2 separate regions of the Mus musculus genome follow, and region 1 is linked to region 2. A link is a loop called in an ENCODE intact Hi-C map of the cell type or tissue named here. Cell type or tissue: left cerebral cortex. All regions are shown on one strand. Each heading gives the region's core, and the rest is flanking DNA. Links, peaks and the distances in the headings are about the cores only. Region 1 holds the start of Sec63 (SEC63-like (S. cerevisiae)). Region 2 holds the start of Cep57l1 (centrosomal protein 57-like 1).

Evidence for each region. Hi-C counts contacts between places; a loop is a spot of excess contacts. Peaks named below come from ENCODE experiments on the same cell type or tissue, not always from the same donor. Only the 100,000 strongest peaks of a DNase experiment are listed, where the experiment ranks them.
Region 1: it touches region 2 in a loop (2.4-fold over the local background); 3 of 42 quality-filtered maps call a loop at or near these places.

What each region holds. Positions count from the first base shown.
Region 1 is chr10:42,758,922-42,761,826 of GRCm38, forward strand. It overlaps Sec63 (SEC63-like (S. cerevisiae)), which reads left to right and starts at 2,575. Exons shown (of 21, transcript NM_153055.3): 1 at 2,575-2,905. The coding sequence starts at 2,844. In left cerebral cortex, for the core only: a CTCF peak has its summit at 1,551; DNase peaks (open chromatin) are centred at 1,663 and 2,556; H3K4me3 peaks cover 468 bases; H3K27ac peaks cover 347 bases.
Region 2 is chr10:41,808,662-41,811,566 of GRCm38, forward strand. Cep57l1 (centrosomal protein 57-like 1) reads right to left here and starts at 1,207. Exons shown (of 11, transcript NM_001243074.1): 1 at 1,127-1,207; 2 at 912-1,002. The coding sequence starts at 986. It overlaps Sesn1 (sestrin 1), which reads left to right and starts at 1,913. Exons shown (of 10, transcript NM_001162908.1): 1 at 1,913-2,639. The coding sequence starts at 2,361. In left cerebral cortex, for the core only: CTCF peaks have their summits at 1,212 and 2,096; DNase peaks (open chromatin) are centred at 1,036, 1,252, 1,792 and 2,445; H3K4me3 peaks cover 2,368 bases; H3K27ac peaks cover 2,171 bases.

The DNA of each region.
Region 1 (2,905 bases), core at 103-2,602, 950 kb after region 2:
AGCGTCAGGAGGTCCCCTAGAGTTTAGGGACCACCACTCAGGCTCAATTAGGACTCATGGGTTTGTTTTTCAAAAAGAATTCTGGAACTAAACTAAAGAAAGTGGAGGGTTGGTGTTTTTTTTCTTCTCTTTTCTTTTCTGTCAATTCTACTGGAACTGAGACTTAAGCGTGAGGTCAGGAGAAAGAGTGTTTGGAACTGCAGCTGGACAGAGAGCAAGGGCTTGGGGCCACTCAAAGACAGCCATGGCTGACTGTTTGATACAATAGTCATACGAGATTTTGATGGAGTTTGAAGTTACTATGTTTCCACAGGATGGTTCCTGGGCACATTTTGTGGCATTACAGTCAGTAGGAAAAGTCTGGTCCCCAGAGATGTTGGATAGATTTACTGTAAATAGTATTGTTTGTGATTTTTCTGGCAATGTCTGGGCAAAGGAATGAGAGCCTGCCTGGGTCATATATGTTCAGGCCGTAAGTTTGGGTTGTTGCTACTTTAACATGAAATATCTATGTCTGAAATGAATGTCAACTCTAGGTCAGCATCCTAGACAAAAATGTTGAGTTCTTGATTCTCACCTGCTGACAGGCTTTTTTTTTTTTTTTTTTTTTTTTTGATAGTTTCATTGTATAGCCCTGGCTGGCCTCAAATGCACAGAGATCTGCCTGCCTCTGCTACCTGAGTGCTGGCATTAAGTACTCTGGGATGAGGTCCCCTTTTCTGTCTTCAATCTCCCAAATTCCCTGTCTATCCTGCCTCAGGATGGCCCTAGTTCTGTTCTGATTTCATAGTCCAAGTTTCTTTTCCACTTCTAAGTTTCCCTCTTACAATAAAGTCCTTGGAAACTTTACGGGGGAGTGGGGGGGGGGGAACAAGGCAGAAAAATGTAGCAAAAGTGGCTTTCAGAAATGTGCTGTTAAATTGGAATTTGAAAGGGGAGACAGAATACTTGTGAACATAATCTAGTATAAGGGGAAGCATGACTCATTATGATAAATACTGGTTTTGAGACATTCAATGAAAGAGCTTGTGTAACCAGATTTCCTCTCAGACAATGGAAGGCATATTGAAAAGCCATGTAGTTAACTGACTAGTCTTGAAACAATCCTTAAACGCTGGTGCTGGTGTACAGCTTTATTCCCAGCACTCAGGAGGTAGAGGCAGGCTGATCTCTGTGAGTTCGAGGCCAACCCTGGCTAAAGAGTGAGTTCCGGGACAGCCAGGGCTACACAAAGAAACCCTGGCTCAAAAAGAAAAAAAAAAAAACACCCCCCCCAACAAAAAGCAAAGTAAACAAAACAACAACAAAACGGGCAGTTAAGAGCACTGAATGCTCTTCTGAAGGTCCTGAGTTCAAATCCCAGCAACCACATGATGGCTACAGTGTACTCATATACATAAAAATAAAAAATGAATCTTAAAAAAAAATACAGCAGAATGTTTGTACTTGCGCGGTAGCTTCTCTTTTTAAAGATATTGCACAGTTTCCTTTACTATTCACAGCGGTCCTGTGTAAAGTGCCCTGTGTCCTCTTGATCCACAGAGGGCAGTGCAGACACTGGGACCCACCCTGCTAAGGCCACCACTGGACTCTGGTGGGATCTTTGCAAGGTTAGAGGACTATCCTGCAGTTCAGCTGACTCCAGCTTGAGATTCGGTGGCCAGGAGCAGAGAGTGACTGCCTCTTCAGATTGCCCACAGGTTGCAGGGGAGTGCCAGCGGCTCTTTGGGGCGTCAGAGCGATCTGGGTTTGGATCCTCAAGCCCTGAGCAAACCCAAACCATTGAGCGTTACCTCTGGAAAATGTTTTGAGTCTGAATTTTCTCATCAATAGAGCATATATGACATTGGTTCTCAATATGTGGGTCCTGACCCTGTTAAGGGGGAGTTATCAAAAGACCGTTTTAGAGGGAGTATATATATCATGCACATCATATATTTACATTACAATTCGTAACAGTAGTAAAATTACAGTTATGAACTAGAAATGAAAATAATTTTACGGTTCGGGGTCACGACAACATGAGGGACTGTATTAAAGTGTGGCAGCATTAGGAAGGTTGAGAGCCACCGATCTATATTTTGCTTTATTTCATGTTTTACTGACAAATTGAAGACATGATCGCTTGGGTCACAGAAAGCATTAGTGAACTGGCAGCTCCAAATACCAAGGCTTTGGAACTCTGAGGAGTTCCTTGCTCCCTATTCTTTTCATTTATTTATTTTTCCTTGCTCCCTATTTTAATGGCACTTGTTTCCATGAGGTTCACGTGGAGGAAAAGTGAGAGGGATAGGAGAGAGTGGAGAGGTTTGGCAACCTCGCTTAGGTTGCAAAAGCTCAGGTCCCAATCGCACCTAGGACGCTCGCCTCTGCTCACTGCTTGGGGGACCCTGGCAAGAAAGCTCCTGGAATCCGGGAAGGGTGCTGGGAAGGAAAGCCTGGTAAGCAGGGGGCGGGACCCGGGGGCGGGCTTATGGAAAACAGAGGGCGTGGTCCGTGGCTCAGGGGCGGGGCCGCGGGCGGGGTCCAACAGAGTTTCTTTGCTGCGCGCGCCACGTCTCCCTCAGTGAGCGTGTGGAGGAGACGGCCGGGGAGGGAACAGCCGCGTGGGGCGGGAACTAGCTCCTCTCGCGAGAGTTGGCGACGGCCGCGGCGGCGGCGGCGGCGTGTCCGTGAGAGCGGCGTGGGGGCGGGGAGGAGAGCGGCGGCGGCGGCGGCGGCGGCGGCGGTAGCGGCGTCCGAGCTACGCCACACGGGGCCGGGGCGCTGGGAGCCGGGAGCCGGAGCGCAGCGCGGGGTCGTGGCGACGGCGGTGAGGGGAGCGCGGCGGAGGAGGCGGAGCCATGGCGGGCCAGCAGTTCCAGTACGATGACAGCGGGAACACCTTCTTCTACTTCCTCACCTC
Region 2 (2,905 bases), core at 260-2,759:
AATTACAGCAGGAGAATAAAAGTTATTGTTACACTTTTCTCATGTTAAAAGCCTCATTAATTTTTATGGTTTTGGATTTTTCAATGAGTGTATTGTTTGCATGTATGCCTGTGCCCCAGGTTTATGCCTGGTGTCTACTGAGGTTAGAAGTCATCAGATCCTCTGGAACTAAAGTTATGAATGGCTGTGAGCTGCCAAGTTGGGGCTGAGAATCGAACTTAAGTACTGTATAAGAACAATTCTTAACTACTGCACCATCTCTTTAGTTCCAGATTAATATTTTATGACTATGTTTACTTTGTAAAACAAAGGATTAAAATCGAATCCGATTACCAGTCTATTAAAAACCTTCCAAAAACACCTTTAGAGAAATGACCATATCGTTCAAAGATAACACATTTAGGAGGTTTTTATAGGCTTCTTTTCATACAGAACCTTCCAAACCTAAGGACATTTGAAGTTCTTTTCAGTCTCAGACACAAGAGACTTGCTTTCAAAGATCCCCTTCGGATGCTATCTGACTGAGCAAAGACAGCACAAAACAGATCCCTGTAAGGGCAAAGGTGCAATGGCAACGCTTAGGGATTCCTAATCCATTCAGCACGGGCCTATGTGCAAGAGGACAGCAGAAGCAGCGGCGTCGGTTTTTTGTTTTGCTTTTTTGTTTCTTTTCTTTTTTTTTTTTTTCCAGTTTGCCTGTCTTAAGGCTGCTCCTTGGCCTTCCAAACAATGATCCCCAAATCCTTGCCTCAGTCACCCAACCAAAGGTGTTGAGCACCTGCACTATTTCTCTCCCGGCAAGCCACGACGGAAAGGAAGCAATCCCAGATGGCGTCGGCACCAGAGTTTCCGAGGGGAAAAAAAAAATTTTTTTTCACTGAACGGGTCACAACCAAGCCTACCACGCTTACCAGATGGACGCTCCCAGTTAACCACGGCCTCCAGAACCGTTGGTTCGCGGGCAAAGACAAGTGTCGCGGTGGCATCTGGGAATTGTAGTTTCTGTCGCAAACAGAGCGCGTAGTTAGCATTACAACTACATTTCCCAAAAGCCAACGCAAAGCCCTGCCTGCTTGGCTGTCACTCATAATTCTATCCCATTTCTACTTGGAATACTATAGAGCACCTTTATTTGTTCGGCTTTTCTTGTTCGATAAACATCTCCGGGCATCTGTACTCCTTACTTTTCTTTCCCCTTCTTCAAACCAGCGCCTCCAAACGTCGAGAAAGGACAACACCGCGGAAAGCGCATGCGCCCTGGCCGGCGTCGCGCATGCGCAGCAGCCGGTCTTAGTCAGTGGCGCGCTGGACTCGGGGTCCGGAGGTACTCTGCCCGAGGGCGGGGCTGCTTCCAATGGCTGTCTTTGCGGGTCGCGTGTGCCTGGGCGGAGAGGCAGGCATGGGGCAGGGGCGGCTCCCGGCGGTCCCGGGCGGGGACAGGGGAGGGGCTGGGGGTGAGGACCCCGTCTCCCCTCCCTGCTCCCGCCCTCTGGGCCGATCCCCACCGACGGGGCTGGGCGAAGGGGCGGGCTCTGTGCCTGGGGCCCTTTGCTTCAGCCGTGCAGCCCTGGGCTCGATGACTGCTGGATTGCGGGGTGCCCTCTGGCTTGGCGGAGGTGGGCGAGGACAGAGGAGTAAGAGGAGCATCGGCGTACCCCGGGGGACAAGAACCGGCAGGGTTGGGGACGCCGCCCTTAGTCGCCGCTGACACTGTGATTGGCGGACACTGCTCCCCCGGAGCACCGGAGCCTCGGGCCCCAGCAGCTAAGGGCCAGGGTCTACCGCCTACCCCGCCAGCACCCGCCCGCTGCCCTGCCGCGGCGCTAGGAGGAGCCGAGGGGGGCGGAGACTGGTGTCGGAGGAGGGCGGGGTGGGAACGGTCGAGAACCAGCCGCTGCACAGACAAAAAATCGAATGGCTGGAGAACCTTCTACTGTTTACCAGCCTTTTGGGACCAAGCACGGATTTGACAGCTCCACAACGTGAGGATATCCGCTGACCCTGCGACACAGAGAACACTTCCCCGGGACTCTGTGTCCAGCTAACCAGCTCTGTGAGATTGCAACTTTCCAAGTTTGTTCTTTTCAATCTCTGTCAGAAGACTGCCCTCGTGTAGGAGAGGGTGCCTGGGTGATCCGCCTTGTGGATCGATTTGAAAGCATCAACTTTAAAAAGCACGTGTGATTCCCAGTGCCATCCAGACGCCTGCTTTCACGACGGCTGGATTTCTCTGACTTTATTCTTAGCGTTTCTCGTTGTTTTTGTTTTTTGTTTAAAAAACAAACAAACGACGGGCTGCTTTGGGGGAATGCTGAAAGGTAACTGACTAAACGCTGAAAAAGAAAAAGCTCTTGATTGTCATGGCTGAAGGAGAGAATGAAGCGAGATGGGAGGGACTGTGCAGCAGAGACACGACTACTAGAGAGACAGCACTGGAAAACATTAGGCAGATCGTTTTGAGAAAAACCGAATACCTTCGTTCAGCGAAAGAGACACTTTCCCGACCTTCAGACGGACTTTCAAACGCGGTTTCTTTGGATGGGATGAATAAACTTCTTGCTCATCTGCTTATGCTCTCTAAGAGATGTCCCTTTAAAGATGTGCGAGAGAGAAGCGGGCTCATTCTGAAGAGCGTCGAGGTAAGAGCAGTTTTAGAGTGACTTAACTAGCCGATGTGATTTGACTTAGTTATTCCCGTCGCTTTTGCTTCCATGGGGGTAGTCTAACTGGTTAGCTGTTAATAATGACATCACTAGGCATTAGAGGGTTCTGTAAAACGTTCAATGTTGGGCCCAAATGGAACAGGCTAAACTAAAAACGGTTTTCAAAAATAGATGAACAGGAATTGTTTTTATGGTGTTTTTGGGTAGAAATGGCATTGTCTGTGGAATATAATATATATGAA